Regions from separate parts of the Homo sapiens genome. Here region 2 is linked to region 1. The links are chromatin loops, found by intact Hi-C in ENCODE. Cell type or tissue: HepG2. All regions are shown on one strand.

What was found. A loop is a pair of places that touch in the nucleus more often than their neighbours do. Peaks named below come from ENCODE experiments on the same cell type or tissue, not always from the same donor. Only the 100,000 strongest peaks of a DNase experiment are listed, where the experiment ranks them.
Region 2: it touches region 1 in a loop (27-fold over the local background); 3 of 110 quality-filtered maps call a loop at or near these places.

What each region holds. Positions count from the first base shown.
Region 1 is chr13:60,010,459-60,018,458 of GRCh38, reverse strand. DIAPH3 (diaphanous related formin 3) reads left to right here. Exons shown (of 28, transcript NM_001042517.2): 6 at 2,314-2,388; 7 at 2,477-2,546; 8 at 7,790-7,926. It overlaps DIAPH3-AS1 (DIAPH3 antisense RNA 1), which reads right to left and starts at 5,741. Exons shown (of 5, transcript NR_109838.1): 1 at 5,601-5,741. In HepG2, no CTCF peak of the experiment used is centred here; no DNase peak of the experiment used is centred here.
Region 2 is chr13:60,171,644-60,179,643 of GRCh38, reverse strand. LOC105370227 (a long non-coding RNA gene) reads right to left here. Exons shown (of 2, transcript XR_942001.2): 2 at 7,498-7,656. Among named protein-coding and RNA genes, the nearest start is that of DIAPH3, 12 kb to the right of the region's middle. In HepG2, no CTCF peak of the experiment used is centred here; no DNase peak of the experiment used is centred here; H3K27me3 peaks cover 460 bases.

The sequences.
Region 1 (8,000 bases):
TAAATAGCTATTTTTTATTATTAATTATGTAGATCAGAGAACTTACTGATTTACATGGATTTGTGTTTCTTAAATTTTATAGTGGGTCATAATATAAGCATATTAAGTGTAACAAAGTCTTTTTGTTATATTAACATAATTTAAAATTACTTTGCCTATTTTGGTGTGAGGCAGTTTGATGAACAGTGATTTTATTCTTCACAATGATTAAAGGTGATAGCAGTATGAATAATCTGAAACCATTTATATTGGCTTTAGAATATCTTTGTGGCTATACTTTTGAATATGGATATTGTTGAAAACTTACTTCAAACAAAATATTGAAGGCCCTCTGTGAAGTATTAAAGAGGAGTGCCTTATGAACAGTCTCTCTCCATGCATCTCAATGTCAGCCCAAGTAAAACTCTCAGATTTCTCCTCACTTCCCTGCTGCATGTGAAATAGGAATAAATTCAGAATAGGATGTCAACAAGGCAAACAGTTAAGTGAGATGCTGTAGTTGTTTTCATGAAACATAAAAACAAGATTCAAAATGCCTACAGATAATCTGTGTGTCGCTGATAGTGAAGAGTAAACCCTTCACTTTTGAAGTAGCAGCCTGGTTTGAAAACAACCTCTGTTTAACTTTTTTCCTTACCTTAACTATAATAGCAATCTTCAGTCTTTTACAAGAGAGTATCTTTCCTGTTTAAGTGCATTTTAAAAATTAGTTATTTCATGGCTTTCACTGGCAAGAGATGAGTAAAATATTGTCTGACAAGAGATTGCCAGTCTAAATGGCAAATTTCTTTTTCTTTTTTGTAAAATCAGAAATCCTCAACATTGATAGGTGTCAAGTTGTATTTACAGAAATATGCAAATGAAGAAGCTGGATTTTACTCAATATTTGTATTTTTTATATAAATATGTTGCATTTGGTTTTTATTCTCTTTTCACTGGAAATGTTGTATCTTAAGAAAAAATGATATTTTGGTATTTTCTGATATATGACTTAAGCTTGTTTTTATTCTTTATAGTGTTCTGTTTTTCATTCCTTGAATTTTTTTTTTTTTTTGTGATGGAGTTTTGCTCTTGTTGCCCAGGCTGGAGTACGATGGCGCGATCTCGGCTCACTGCAACCTCTGCCTCCTGGGTTGAAGTGATTCTCCTGCCTTAGCCTCTCCGAGTAGCTGGGATTATAGGCATGCACCACCACCCCTGGCTAATTTCGTATTTTTAGTAGAGATGGGGTTTCACCATGTTGGTCAGGCTGGTCTCGAACTCCTGACCTCAGGTGATCTACCCGCCTCTGCCTCCCAAAGTGCTGGGATTACAGGCAGGAGCCACCACGCCTGGCCGAAATTTTGTTTTTAACATCTTACTGTTCAAACAGTACACATACACATATATAAAATCACATATATAAGTACAGGCATACAAATAAATATACACACATATATCTTTTCTTTCCTTCATTCTTTTGGTGACAGATTATTATCATTGTTATTATTTATTGGCCTAGGTTTACTAATCTCCACTGAGAAAAGGTATTCATTTCTAGCGAGGTAGTTTTCATGTAATCCAGGCAAGCTGTTGTCTAGTGACAGTAATGTTCTAGTTATGTAAAGGCCTGTGATTGGGTCAGTGGGTTTATGGGACAGGTTTGGTTTGGTGAACATGGAGATAACTCATTTAAAACCCAGTGATGCAGTTTGTTTGTTTGTTTGTTTGTTTTTAAAGCAACTGAACTTTGAAACTTAGGAAATTCTTAACATTTGTAGGAATGTATTTCAGTGGTTTGGGGAATTCTGCTAAAGCATCTCTTTTTTTTAATTAATTTTTGCCAGTAATCTTTTTCTTTATGTTGATCTACATCTTTCCTCCATAGATCTTTACTCACTTGTACAATTTGTCTTCTTTGGCATAGCCCCAAATGGGCTGTAATTAGTGGTATGCTGGTAAATGTTTAGAGCCAGCTCTGGGTGCGTGGGTGGGGGAGGCTCTGATTGGTTTGCCAGTTTCTTTGGTGTGAATACTTTCACTGTGGCTGATTTCAAGCTACCCACGTGATGTCCCTAAACATGAACCATGGAAGAGATGGGCACAGTCTGCTCTTACAAGCCTGTGCAAGCGGAGTTTAGCACACTATTGGCATATCCATCTTTGCTTCTTTCACAACTAAGATGAGTCATGAATAATTTTTATATATGGTGTTATTCTTATGTTTTAGTTACGATTAGGAATATAGCAAATATAAAATACTTGTAGGTATATAATATGATAACACAAGCTGCGTTACTGACAATGTGTAACTGTCTTTTTTCTGTTTTTCAGTTGGGTGGAAAGCTTTGGACATGAAGGGCTTGGATTATTATTAGACATTTTGGAAAAACTGATTAGTGGAAAAATGTAAGTATTGCTAATAATTATTTTCAAGTAAGCATCATTCATATGTCCAATTATAATTCCAACACTGCTATTTTTTATGTCAATACAGCCAAGAAAAAGTTGTAAAGAAAAATCAACATAAAGTCATACAGTGTCTAAAAGCCCTGATGAATACGCAGGTATGTACATACGTAATTAGTATTTGTCCGTCACCAATTTTGTAATATATGATTTTCAGTTGCAGTAAAGTGATGGTAAATTGTTCTGATGTGTTTTTTAGTACATGATGGAAAAATATTGAATTTTATTGAATTCTAGTTTCAACTGTCTTGCAATAGGAGAAACTTGATAATGAATAAACCTCTTCTGGTGCTGAACTCCTCATGTATAGGTTAATTATCTCTCCCCACCCTTTCCTCCCTCTCAACCCTGCCCACCCCAACCCCATCTTCTTTCTTTTTTTCTCTCCACCCACCACCCTTTCTCTGCTTTTTTGTCCTACTCTTCCTCTTTTCTTCCTTCCTTCATTTCCTCCCTCTCCTAACTCTCAAAAGTACGGCGTGAGTCAGCTTTAAGATCATGATTATTAAATGTGAGCTGCAATAATACTTATTACCAAAGGTTCAAGTTAGGAAGATTTCTTATATTCTAGGAATTTAAAATCTACAATGAAATTAATGTAAACAGATATAAGCAGGTCTCAGAAATAGAGCAATGAGGCTTAACCCAAGTAATATTGAGAATAAACGTAATATGGAGGAATTTGCATAGTTAAAGAGGTTACATTAGAAGGGAGAAACCTGCTTGTGGCTCTCACCTATAATCTTACCGCTTTGGGATGCCGAGGCAGGAGGGATTGCTTGAGGCTAGGAGTTTGAGACCAGCCTGGGCAACATAGTGAGACGCCATCTCTACAAAAAGTAAAACAAATAGCTGGGCATGGCGGCACATGCCTGCAGTCCCAGCTACTCAGGAGGCTGAGATGAAAGGGTGGCTTGAGCCCAGGAGTTTGAGGTTATAGTGAACTGTGATCGAATCACTGCACTCCAGCCTGGGAGACAAAGTGAATCCCTGTCCTTAAACAAAACAAAACAAAACAAAACAAAACAAAACAAAACAAAAAAACTAGAAAAAAAGAGGAATTCTTAAGCTCTTTACTGAAGTTAGATTTTAGGTTTATCTAGCAATGTTTCTTTTTTGCTTTTATACTGTTAACTGTAGAAATTAGCATTATCCTATGCTGTTTCTTTAAGCTCCAGCATCTAAACACATTTACCTCATGATGTGTGAAGTGATGATAGGTGTTTAAGTTGCTGTTAGACAGCAGGGGGGGAAATTTTACCTGTGGTGGTACGATTATTTTTGTTTTATAGCAAAAGCATCTGTATATTTCTGATTAATTTTAATTATAATATTTTGCCTTATTCTAATTTAAAAACAAACTTTTATAGGGCTACACACTTAAGTACTAGTACGTAAATTATTGATTTATTTTATATTTATTTTACTACATGTATTAGCAAATATTTATATTTTCTAATTATTTTTGTCTTGTTAAACTGTGTATTTTTAAGCATTTTCTGGAGCTAAGCTTTCTATTTTTAACCAATGAAATATTTTTTCTTCCTTGCCTCCTCTAAACAGATATTATTTTCAAAGAAAATATGTGATGTAGGAATCACAACTCCTTTCTATGCTGAATTCACGGTTCTTTGAAAATCAGATATTAGATATATAAGGTAGCTTTTTACATATCTGTTTTAAGAGTAAATGAATGAAAGAATCAAATTGCTGATAGGGAGAGGTCTTTGCCCACTAAGTACATAGAACTGGTTTAGGAAGCCCTTTTTAAAGTGAGAATATAGAAATTGGAAATTTCATTGGTGATGGAAAAGCCAAAAGTAGAAAAAATCTAGGAACTTTTTTTAAACCAAAGGGACATTTGGATCATAATTTGAATTTAAGAAGAATATCATGGTTAAATTAAGGTGGTAAATAGAAGATAATATTCTTACTTTGTTTCATAATGAATCTGAGGAAGATTGAACTTTATTTTCTAATTAATATACTATTTTTCTCTTAAGAGATTTTTGTTGCTTGTAGTTTATATACATGGAGCTATAAAATATTGCCATTTTATTTGGTGCTTTTATCTGTGTTATTAAGAATAAAAAGTTAATTTAAGTTATTGTTACTTAGTATTATAGTGTCTGAACTCTAAACCTAGCAATATGTGAAATTTTTGGTGAAGTTTTTTTTCCCTTCAAGATTGGTTAATGGTTGTCTTAATCTTTATTTGATCACATCTATAAGTACAAAATTTGTTAAACCTCACTTATACAGTCTTTATTAGCATTCATTGAATGGTGAAAATATAAGTTTTAAGAGGAAAAAAATGTGGTACCTTATTTGGTACTAGTAATTAATTATACAATTAATGGGCAAATTTGATAACATTACATGAAAGTGAATTTCTTATAACATTAAATTGGACTAAGAGTATTTTTTAAATGGAAGAGAATTTTAATTGCGTAGGGGAAAGAAAAGATAATAAGGATGAAAAGTTAGTATATTCAAATTGAAAGGTAATTAGAACAGAGACTTCAGTTTGGTCAGTTAACTGTGTGTGTTGCTTTGAAGAGTGCACCCAAGGTGCGGGTGCTTTGCTTCTGAAGCCAGCAACTTTAACCACATTATTTCTGCTACTGGGATTAACTCACTGTGGGTGGCTGCTCAGCACTAGTAGTCATGCTGTGTGCGTCCAGATGTTGGGCGTCCTACACGAGGATTTAGAGCATTAACTTTCCTCTACCTAAAACATCATCTTCAGTGCCTGAAATTCCATCTATTAGCTAATAATAGGCCTCATGTGGAATGCAGGCGGAACCTGGCATTGATCCTCAGTTTAGAACAGGCCAGTTACCATATTGTCCGGAGTGGGTCCTTGACATTCAGGAAAGATACATCCTTAGACCTTTCAAAATTTGTCATGCCTCTCTAACCTAAAACAGCCCTCATTAAATGCACTTTAATCCGAGCACTGGTAAGTTGACAACTTCTCACACAGAGTCAACAGTTTTTGTTTTGTTTTGCTATGTTTTTTAAATAATTGAGAGTAATTTATACAAGTAGCAATTCTGTATTTATAGATACTGAGTAGTAGTAATTGGCCTCATTCCAGTCTTAAAATGAGTGTGACACATTTTTGCATTACCAAAATCAGAGAACGTTACCTGTGATGGACTTTTGGGGTCACAGGATGATGGTTAAAACTGTGAAATCAGAGTATGCTCCTATTTCACCTTTCATACATGATAGGTTAGGGCCAGAGGGTTTGGCAGAGAAGGCAGGTAGTATCACTTGGAGGAAGTCAGCATGAGTCACCTTGGGTGGCTGGAGGAGTCACAGGATTCTGATTCTAGAAGGGCAGGTGTTAGCTAAGGACAACCAGGTAGGTGGGAAAAGAAGGGGAAATGCTAGAGGCAAGCTTTACTCAATTCCCAGATTTATTAGGACAGAGCCAGCTCTTGTGTACTTGGTAATCATTGACTGACTTTCTGAATTGAATCTAAGTGGTACTTTATAAACCTGACAATTCCCTGGAATGATTAGCAAGGCATATTGTAGTTTCTGGTCCTGTGCCTGCCTTTTCATTCTTTTTCCAGTTAGGTAATAGCCCAGGCTATCATAAAAGTAAGTATTTCCTGACTGTTTAGCTGTCTTGTTGTAAACTTTTCCCTATTACTAACAAGACAGAGTAATCTCTCCAAAATTCATATTCTTGGGCCCTTGGCCTTTCCTCATACTTTCTCCATTGTTCCTGTGTTTCTCAGATAGTGGTTTAAAGTAAATGGAGTATTTCAGCCCAGTACAAGGTTTCTTTGCATAAATGGCCATATACAAGATAGGAAAGTTATAAATAGGATTTTATCACAATCAAAGTACTTGGGTCTAAGCTGGTTATAGATTCAACTTCAATGCTTACATGTAGTGCTGATTTTGAGTTTAGTTCATAGGCTTGTAATTGGGAATAAGGCCCTTTTTTAGTGTTTGGTAGTAACTCTGATTAGTCAGTTCTCATGCTTTAGTAGGATCCTCTGAGATGCATGCTAGATAAATAGTACTGTTTTATTGTTTCTATTCATCTTCTGTATTTTGACAGTTATCTTTCATAGATACATCATTAACATAACTTATCTTCTAATTGGATTTGACTTCCTGGCAGTAGTAAATAAACTTTATCCTAATCCCAATCGTCTCATTTATAGAATGAGTTTACAACTGCATTGTTTTCCTTATAATAAATACCATTGTGATTAGAATACCTGTGCCCATTGTGGCAGTTTCTACATGGTATCTGCTCAAATCATCCTTCAGTTTTTGCTTATTTATGAACTAAGTGCTAATATCTAGGCCTGTATTTTGTAATATGGTAGCTACATGTGGCTTCTGAGCATTTGAAGTGTGGCTAGTCTGAATTGAGATGTGCTACAGTATAAAATACACACTGGATTTCAACTATTTAGGAAGAAAAAGAAGTGAAATGTCATCAATAAATGTTTTATATTGGTTATATGTTGAAATGGTAATATTTGGGGTATATTGGATTAATTTTATTGAAAATAGTTTTGCTTGCTTGAAATTTTTAAATTACTCATGTGGTTTACATTATATTTCTCTTGGACAGTGTTGATCTGTGTGTTTGCTTATGATAATATATCTCTTACCAACCTTCCTTCCCAGGAAAAAGATTTTCATGGCCTCAGTGTCTGGTTCCGTATCTGGCTGTTTGTTTCATATGCTTCTGTTGGCAAATCCCATGTTTCTGACTGCTTCCCACTTTCTCAATTTGGCTACTTAACCTGTCTTAATAATTGTCAGCTGTATTGTTGTAAGATCACCTTGAGTTATCTTTATTTGGTTTAGTTTTGTGGTTCTTGACATAAAGTGAATACCCTTATGAACTTTTTATTTTATTTTTTTTTTGAGACGGAGTTTTGCTCTTGTTGCCCAGGCTGGAGTGCAATGGCGTGATCTTGGCTTACTGCAATGTCCACCTCTCGGGTCCAAGTGATTCTCCTGCCTCAGCCTACCGAGTAGCTGAGATTACAGGCATGCACCACCATGCCTGGCTAATTTTGTATTTTTAGTAGAGAGGGGGTTTCTCCATGTTGCTCAGGCTGGTCTCAAACTCCCGACCTCAGGTAATCTGCCCGCCTCTGCCTCCCAAAGTTCTGGGATTACAGGCGTGAACCACCGTGCCCAGCCATGAACTTTTTAGAGTGTTACACAGTCTATATTTTTTAGCTTTAGTAAGTGTAAAAATGTCCTATAAATTTTTTTTAATAACTACATTTCCTTCAGGGTATTATTTTTCTAACTAATTTCTAACATTTGACCTCTTATTTTCAAAATATTATAGTATGGCTTGGAAAGAATTATGAGTGAGGAGAGGAGCCTTTCCTTATTGGCCAAAGCCGTGGATCCCAGACACCCCAATATGATGACAGATGTGGTTAAACTTCTCTCTGCGGTATGCATTGTAGGGGAAGAAAGCATGTAAGTGTTATCAACATATTCCCCTAATTATATAATAATTTAATACAGATTGATTCATTTAATGTTTCATTATC
Region 2 (8,000 bases), 160 kb before region 1:
AATCACCTGAGGTCAGGAGTTTGAGACCAGTCTGACCAACATAGTGAAACCCCGTCTCCACTAAAAATACAAAAATTAGCTGGGTGTGGTGGCGCATGCCTGTAATCCCAGCTACTCGGGAGGTGGAGGTTGTGGTGAGGCAAAATTGCACCACTGCACTCCAGCCTGGGAGACAGAGTGAGACTCTACCTCAAAAAAAAAAAAAAAAAAAAAAGATAAAGAAAATACAAAACGAACTAATATAGGTTGAATGCCCATAATGTAGTATTAACCACTTCATTTAATCTTCACAACTGTGAATTAGAAAGATTAAAAAACTACAACCAGTAGGGTGGCAAATCAAACCCAGTGGGTTTTATGTGGTAATTTCAGTTTTGCTTGTTTAGGATACTGTTCCATCTCATGTTTACTGGTACGAACATTCCAGTTTCCTTTGAGGAGCCCTTCCCCAGTTCCTTGTGATTTGGATGTATGGGTCCATACCATTATTTCACATGTATAACTCCACCTCTTCCCTGCAGATCTCCTCAACAGAGAGGCTTTTCACTTAGGCCTGACCAATCAGAGCCCTCTCTGAGACCTTATGTGCTTGAATTAGCAAAGAAGACTGGCTCAACCCCTCTGCAGTAGGAGACAATGAGGAAAACAGAGAAGGAAAAGAAAAAAAAAAAAGAGAAAAGTAGATATGAGACATTTCAGAGTGTAAAAGGGAAGGGAAGTCCTGGTTGACTTGAATCTCCAGCAGGACCAGGTTTATGGGCATGTCACATATATAGTCACACGCAATTCTGATCCTAGAAGGGCCCCCACACTTGGTTTCATGCTCTACCATCTAGAAATTCTTAATAATTTTTAAATAGGACATTTTGCATTTTAATTTTGCAAAGTGTGTAAGCAGGCCTCATCACCACCTCCAGATCTAGTTGCTTCTATCATGTGAACTTCCCAGGTATTTTTCTCAGTGTTGTGAGAAAATAAAATGTCCTATGTGCTTAAACTAGTTTGAGTTGAGAATTTGTGACTTGCAATGAAGCAGTTCTGACAAATACATCTCTGAACCTGCACTTTCTATCAGTCCTCAGGTTATGGTACTATCAACCCCTGATTATCTGTGAAGGATACATTATTCACTTATGAATAATTTATGACACAGTTCTAACACTAAATGTTATTTTCCTGCCATCTGTCATGCTTTCAGCTAACTTCACAACATCAGTGAGGTAGTCCATGGAATGAAAACTAACGTTAAGAACATCTTAAAATATATCTATTTCTTATATACATAAAGTGTATTTTAATATATAATATAAAAATAATATAAATATTTAAAATATAACACATTTGAAAATATATATTCTATATATTTGTGTATATATAACTATCTCATATATATGTAACTATATATCACATATATATATTTATATATTCTGATACCTATATAGCATACCAGAGAAAAACATACTGGAGAAAATTACAACACATACAAGAAAAAGTAGTAATTTTTTTATGTATATGTGTGTATGTATATATATGTGTGTGTCTGTGTATGCATATATATATTTGGAGACAGGGTTTTGCTCTGTCACTCAGGCTAGAGTGCAATGGTGTGCAGTCACAGCTCACTGCAGCCTCAACCTCGTGGGCTCAAGCAATCTTCCTACCTCAGCCCCACGGGTAGTTGGAAGTACAGGTGCATGCTACCATGCTTAGGTAATTTTTAAAATTTTTTGTGGAGATAGGGTCTCACTATGTTGCACAGGCTGGTCTCGAACTCCTGAGCTCCAGAGAGCTTCCCTCTTCAGCCACTGAAAATGCTGAGATTACAGGCATGAGCCCCATGCCCAGCCCATAATTTGTATTTTTAGAGTGATTTCCAGTTTATAAAATGCTTTTACTTACAACATATTACTATAAGAAGTTCGAGGCAGGCAGATCACAAGTTCAGGAGTTCAAGACCAGCCTGGCTAACATGGTGAAACCCCGTCTCTACTAAAAATACAAAAGTTAGCCAGGCATGGTGGCGGGTGCCTGTAATCCCAGCTACTCAGGAGGCTGAGACAGGTGAATTGCTTGAACCCAGGGTGCGGAGGTTGCAGTGAGCCAAGATTGTGCCCCTGCACTCCAGCCGGGGTGACAGAGCCAGACTCTGTCTCAGAAAAAAAAAAAAAAAAAAAAAGAAGTTTTCTGTTTTGAAATAAACTCATGGGTCATTGTTAGGTAAACTATCTATTTTGAAATTGGTACATTTTCACATTTGAATCTTTTGAAAATGAATGAAAACCATATCCCATTGCCATATAAAAGCATGGTTCATTTACATATGAAATTCAGTCTGTGGTTCTGGTTATCACATGTTAGTAAAGACACAGAGAAGTAGAAAAAAATTCATCCAAAATCAACCAAAACATCTGAAGGGGCTGAGTGCTGCTATATTGAGGTAGAACTCAAAGATGGGAATGCTTTCCACCAAAAGAATGAGACTGGGGGAGGACATGCTCAAAAGGCCTAAAATCGTATGTGTTAATTCGATGGAAAAGAACATGTACTTCAAATTCTGAATTATTAGAATGAAGTCTTGTGTTCTGAATTCCCAGTTTAGAAAGTTAGGTCCAACTAGAAGTACCATTTAATTTTAAAAAGCATTTGGTCAAATTTACTAAAGACAGAGGAATAGGTGGTTACCAAAAGAAAACAGACTATGCCTGAACATTAGGGTTTAACATACATTTGAAGGAGGCTAACACATGTTTGCACAGTCTTGTGGTTTTTAGGTGGGACCTTTGGGAGGTGACTAGGGCATGAAGGCAGAGTACTCATGAATGGGGTTGGTGTCCTTATGGAAGGGACCGCAGAGAACTTTCTTGCCCCTCCAGCATGTGGGGCTGCAGAAAGAAGACATGCGCCTGTGAACCAGGGAGCCGGCTCTCACCAGACACTGAGTCTGCTGGCACCTTCGTCTTGGAGTTTCCAGCCTGCAGAACTGTGAGAAGTAAGTTTCTTTTGTTTATAAGCTGCCCAGTTTATGGTATTTTACTATAACAGCCCACATGGACTAAGACAAGTCTCCTAGGTGTTCATATCTCAGAAGAACTTCAGCAGGGCCATGGTGCACCAGAATTGTCTTTTTAGCATCTTCAGTAGCGCTTCTCCTTTCTTCCTTTGCCAGCATGGTTTGTCCTTGCTCAAGACCACTTTCAGGAAACAGGTAAGTTGCAACTCTTTCTTGTCATAGTGAATGTTTTATTTTGTTTATGACAGTTCACTCTCTCCTGTTAGTAAGAAGTGGAAATTAGGTTTAGGGAATCATACAACTGAAGAGGTGAGAAACAGTTATAGAATGGCAAGACCTTAAAATGAATTCAGGATTTAGTAGCCATCTGAAGGACAATGGCAGATGGTAAGTTTAGAGGTGTACAAATATAATGGGAAGAGGTCAGGTGAATTTTGATAGCAATTGCAGAAGAACTGCGTGATAGGTATGAGGAATAACGAAGAGAAGAGAAACCATATGGTGAGATGATAATTAGGCTCAAGTATTTGTCTTTAAGAAAAGAAAAATATTGGAGACATATTTATGAAGACACAACCTGAGGTAAAGGAAAAGAATTACTGGAAAAGAGAAAAAGGAGAGATGGTGATATAGGTCTAAACTGAAGAGTTTTGGAGAGATTTTGCAGTAGAATTAAAGCTAGGAAAATGGAGGAAGGAAATACAGTTATACGTTGCTTAATGGCAGGGATACGTCCTGCAAAATGCATTATAGGTGATTTCATCATTACGCAAACATCATAGAGTGCATTTACACAAACCTAGGTCATACAGCCTGCTACACAGCTAGACTATGTAGCATAGCCTATTGCTCCTAGGTGGAAACCCGTACAGCATGTTACTGTACTGAATACTGTACAGTATAATATACTGTGAATACCGTGTAAATAATTTTATTTTGTTTACATACTGTGTTAATAAATTTACTTTATTTTGTTTGTCCTCTTGCTGGATCCCCACATGGTGGAGGGGCAAGAAAATTCTCTGAGGTCCCTATTATAAGGACACTAACCCCATTCATGAGCACTCTGCCTTCATGTCCTAGTCACCTGCCAAAGGTCCCACCTAAAAACCACAAGACTGTGCAAACATGTATTATCCTCCTTCAAATATATGTTAAACCCTAATGTTCAGGCACAGTCTGTTTTCTTTTAGTAACCACTTATTCCTCTGTCTTTAGTAAGTTTAGCGAAATGCTTTTTAAAATTAAATGGTACTTCTAGTTTGACCTAACTTTCTAAACTGGGATTTCAGAACACAGGATGTCATTCTAATATTTCAGAATTTGAGAGACATACAATTACAACACAGTGGCAAACGTGTGTATCCAAACATGCCTAAACATAGGAAAAGTAGAGTAAAAATACAGTATTAGAATCTTATGGGACCACCATCGTATTTGAGGTCTGTCATTGACTAAAATGTTATGTGGTGCATGACCATATGTAGTAAATTAAACAGTACAGAACTATGAATCAGGCTTAATTGTAAGAATAGTAGAATATTGTTTTACAATATATTCTGTATACTAATTCTTAGAATGAGAAGATTGAGACTCACCTGACCTATAAAATTAGCAATTCTGTATTTCTGAATCCAGGATTACATTATAACTACAGGGGACCATGACACATGTAGTTATGTCCCTGAAAAATTAAAGAGTTCCCAAAGAAATTATTTATGAGAGCTAATAAAAAACATTTTGACACTGAAAATAAACTAAGTAAAACTTTACTAAACTCAGGGGTTACTCCTTTACCTAGGCTAGGCCCAAGTTTGTTTCTTTTAAGGTCAACGGAAGGTAGGTTTCATGACATAAAGCAACTAGTTAAAAGGTTTTTCTGCTGCCAGTTTTCTAGTCAAGGCAATACTGCTACATTGCTTTGTGGCGGTTTCTCCTGGAGTGGTTTCCCCCTCTCATTCTTTTGAGGTGTTGGAGGGGTGTGAAGTGGAGTAGCTGGATTTTAAACTGTGGGAGTTACGTAGATGATTAGATATCCTTTTTACAGACAGCACTGTGGCAACAGCCTGCAGAATGCGTTGGAGGGATCCGAGCATAGCCTCAGAAAGCTGGGCTGGGTCACCTGTCTGGGGGAGCAGGGGCAGAGCCTGTTCTCAGGTGGAGCAATGGTGTGGAGAGAATGGATTTGAACGATATTAAGGATGAAGAATTGACAGGATTTAGAGGCTGGATGTGAAATGGAGCAGATTTCTGCTTAGGTAATTGGGTAGGCTATGTTGCTATTGAGTGAGGTGAGTTTATTGGGTGAGACAGGTGTAGGGGCAAAAATGCTGAGTTTACATTTGTAATGCGTTGGATTTTTAGATGTCCGTGGGATAGGCTCATTTTTTTTCTCCTTTCCGATTCTGACGGCAACCTCTGGTTAATATTCTTCTTTGCTGATAGATTAATATACTCTTGAAGTAAAAATTACCAGTTTTTTAACTCAGAAAACAAACAAAAAATAATCTCCTTCCTATTATATGTTAATGTAATTGGTTTAATTATCAGCGAGGCAACCTATTTCATTCCTCCTTCCCAGAGTTTTGGGATGGTACTACTCTTTGTTCACCCTATGCCACCTTGAATTAGGTGTAATTTGTCAAAGAGAGGGAAAAATCAAAGAGAACGTTCCGGATTTCTGCTTGGAATACTAAAGAACAGTGCTAACGCCGGCAGACACTGGCAATCGGGAGGGGAAGGTGATAGCAGTAGGACTGTGAGAGGTGGCTTTTTATGTTTAAATTGGGAAGATCCAAGTAGAATTGTAATTTCATAGAATGTCAGACTGCATGAGACTTTCAAGGTGAAAAAAAATTAACCTTTATTGAGTATGTAATATGTACCAAGTGCTTTCTCCTGTTTTGTAAATGGAAATAGAGATTCTCAAGGATAAGAAAGTAGCTCGAAGTTACCCAATTATTTATTTAGTGGGTTATTTAGGTGATTTACAGTACAGGGGGGACTATTACCCTTGAAAATTTATTATGAAAATTCACATTTTTGAGGTTATGAAAATTGGTTCTTAGGGGGCAAATAAATGTTCTCTTTTTAGATACAAAACAGTGGCATACATATAGTACCTAAACATATACAGTATATCTAAAGTAGTAAAATTTCATAGAGGAGGACAATTAAGAAAAATGTCTAAAAGATTTTTTAAAAGGCTGATTTATTTATTTATTTGTTTATTTATTTTGAGATGGAATGTCTCCCTTGTCGCCCAGGCTGGAGTGCAATGGTGCCATCTCAGCTCACTGCAACCTCTGCTTCCAGGGTTCAAGCAATTCTCCTGCCTCAGCCTCCTGAGTAGCTGGGATTATAGGCATGCGCCACCAGGGCTGGCAAATTTTTGTATTTTTTTTAGTTTTAGTAGGGACCGGGTTTCGCCATGTTGGCCAGGCTGGTCTCAAACTCCTCTCCTCAGGTGATCCGACTGCCTCGGCCTCCCAAAGTGCTGGGATTACAGGCATGAGCCACCGTGCCCAGCCCAAAAGGACGATTTTGAAAAAAGGTTAAGAAACACTGATTTGGCCGGGTGTGGTGGCTCATGTCTGTAATCCCAGCACTTTGGGAGGCCGAGTTGGGAGGATCACTTGAGCCCAGGAGTTCAAGACCAGCCTGGGCAACATAGCGAGACCCTCATCTCTAAAACTGAAAGAAAAAAGAAACACTGATTTATAACCCATTTCATTTAATAAAGGTTTTATTCTTTTTTGCTGACTTCTTTTTTTGTTTCACATGGTACCTCGTGTTGAATAATAAAACAAACAGGTAAAAGCAATGTCAGTTTAAACGTCCCTAGAGGGAGGGTCTAGAATCATACCACATGGATGCTTTTTCCCTCACCTTCTGCAGTGGTCCCTGAAGTACTGGTGTGAAAGCTTAGAGCTCTGAGTATCCCAGTTTGAATGTCTGGGGAATACAATTTGAACTCCTCATTTTCCCCATGAATAAACTGAGGCAGATTTGTCCTGAGTAAGCATTCACTCCTCCAGTTGTTTTATTATTTGGAAGGTGCCCACATAGTGGAACTAAATCAGGCTTTCTGTCTCAAAGCATTCTACACAAAGAGGCATACCATCCCACTAGAAGATGGGGAGAGAAAGAAAAGCCCAAGCAGAGGTCAGGGAGATAATTTTTAGAGAGATGATGAGAGAAATAAGTGAGAAAAGAGTCTCAAGAAGGATACTGTGATCAACAGCAGCAAATAAAGAGGGATCAAAGACTGAGAATGAGGCTCTGGCAGTATAAAATTATCTGGTGACTTGTGACTGCAGTGTCAGGACAGTGTGCAGGCACAGCTTGATTTCACAAGAAACTGTAAATATTTCAGACATCTCAGCAAAAAGGTAAGGACGCTAACTTGCCCTTGTAACTGTTGCAACTAATTACACGTTACTCTTTCATGACCCAAATATAAACAGCAATACCTTAATCAAAGCAAATTTAGTAAATAATTTTAAGTCTATTGTGTTACAATGGGTTCAAAGAACAAAACAGAAAGCAAATAATGCACACAAATGGACACCCTAAGGAGAGACGTAGATACAGACAGGTTTTATGTACATTTGATCTTGAGGAATGTCCACAACACAGCAATTCACCTGAGGATAAAAAGAAAAGCATATGTGGTGATGAGACAGAAATATAGATGAAAGAAACAGACAATTTGAAAATCTCTATTGGGCACCACAGAATTCTTATCGTTTATTTTACATTTCTTTTTAGCTTTGGGACATAATTTCTATTTGCTATTGTCAGACAAATTATTTTCCAAGTGACTCAACAAATTATATTTAGGTTTTAGTAATTGTGCTTTAAAGGAATTAAACTGTAATCTTACAAGAGTCTTAATAATTACCTAATTCCTTTTTTCTACTTATTTAATACTGGGAATACGATCTGGTAGTGACATCTAACACTTTCAACTGAACCTTAGTTAAGTATC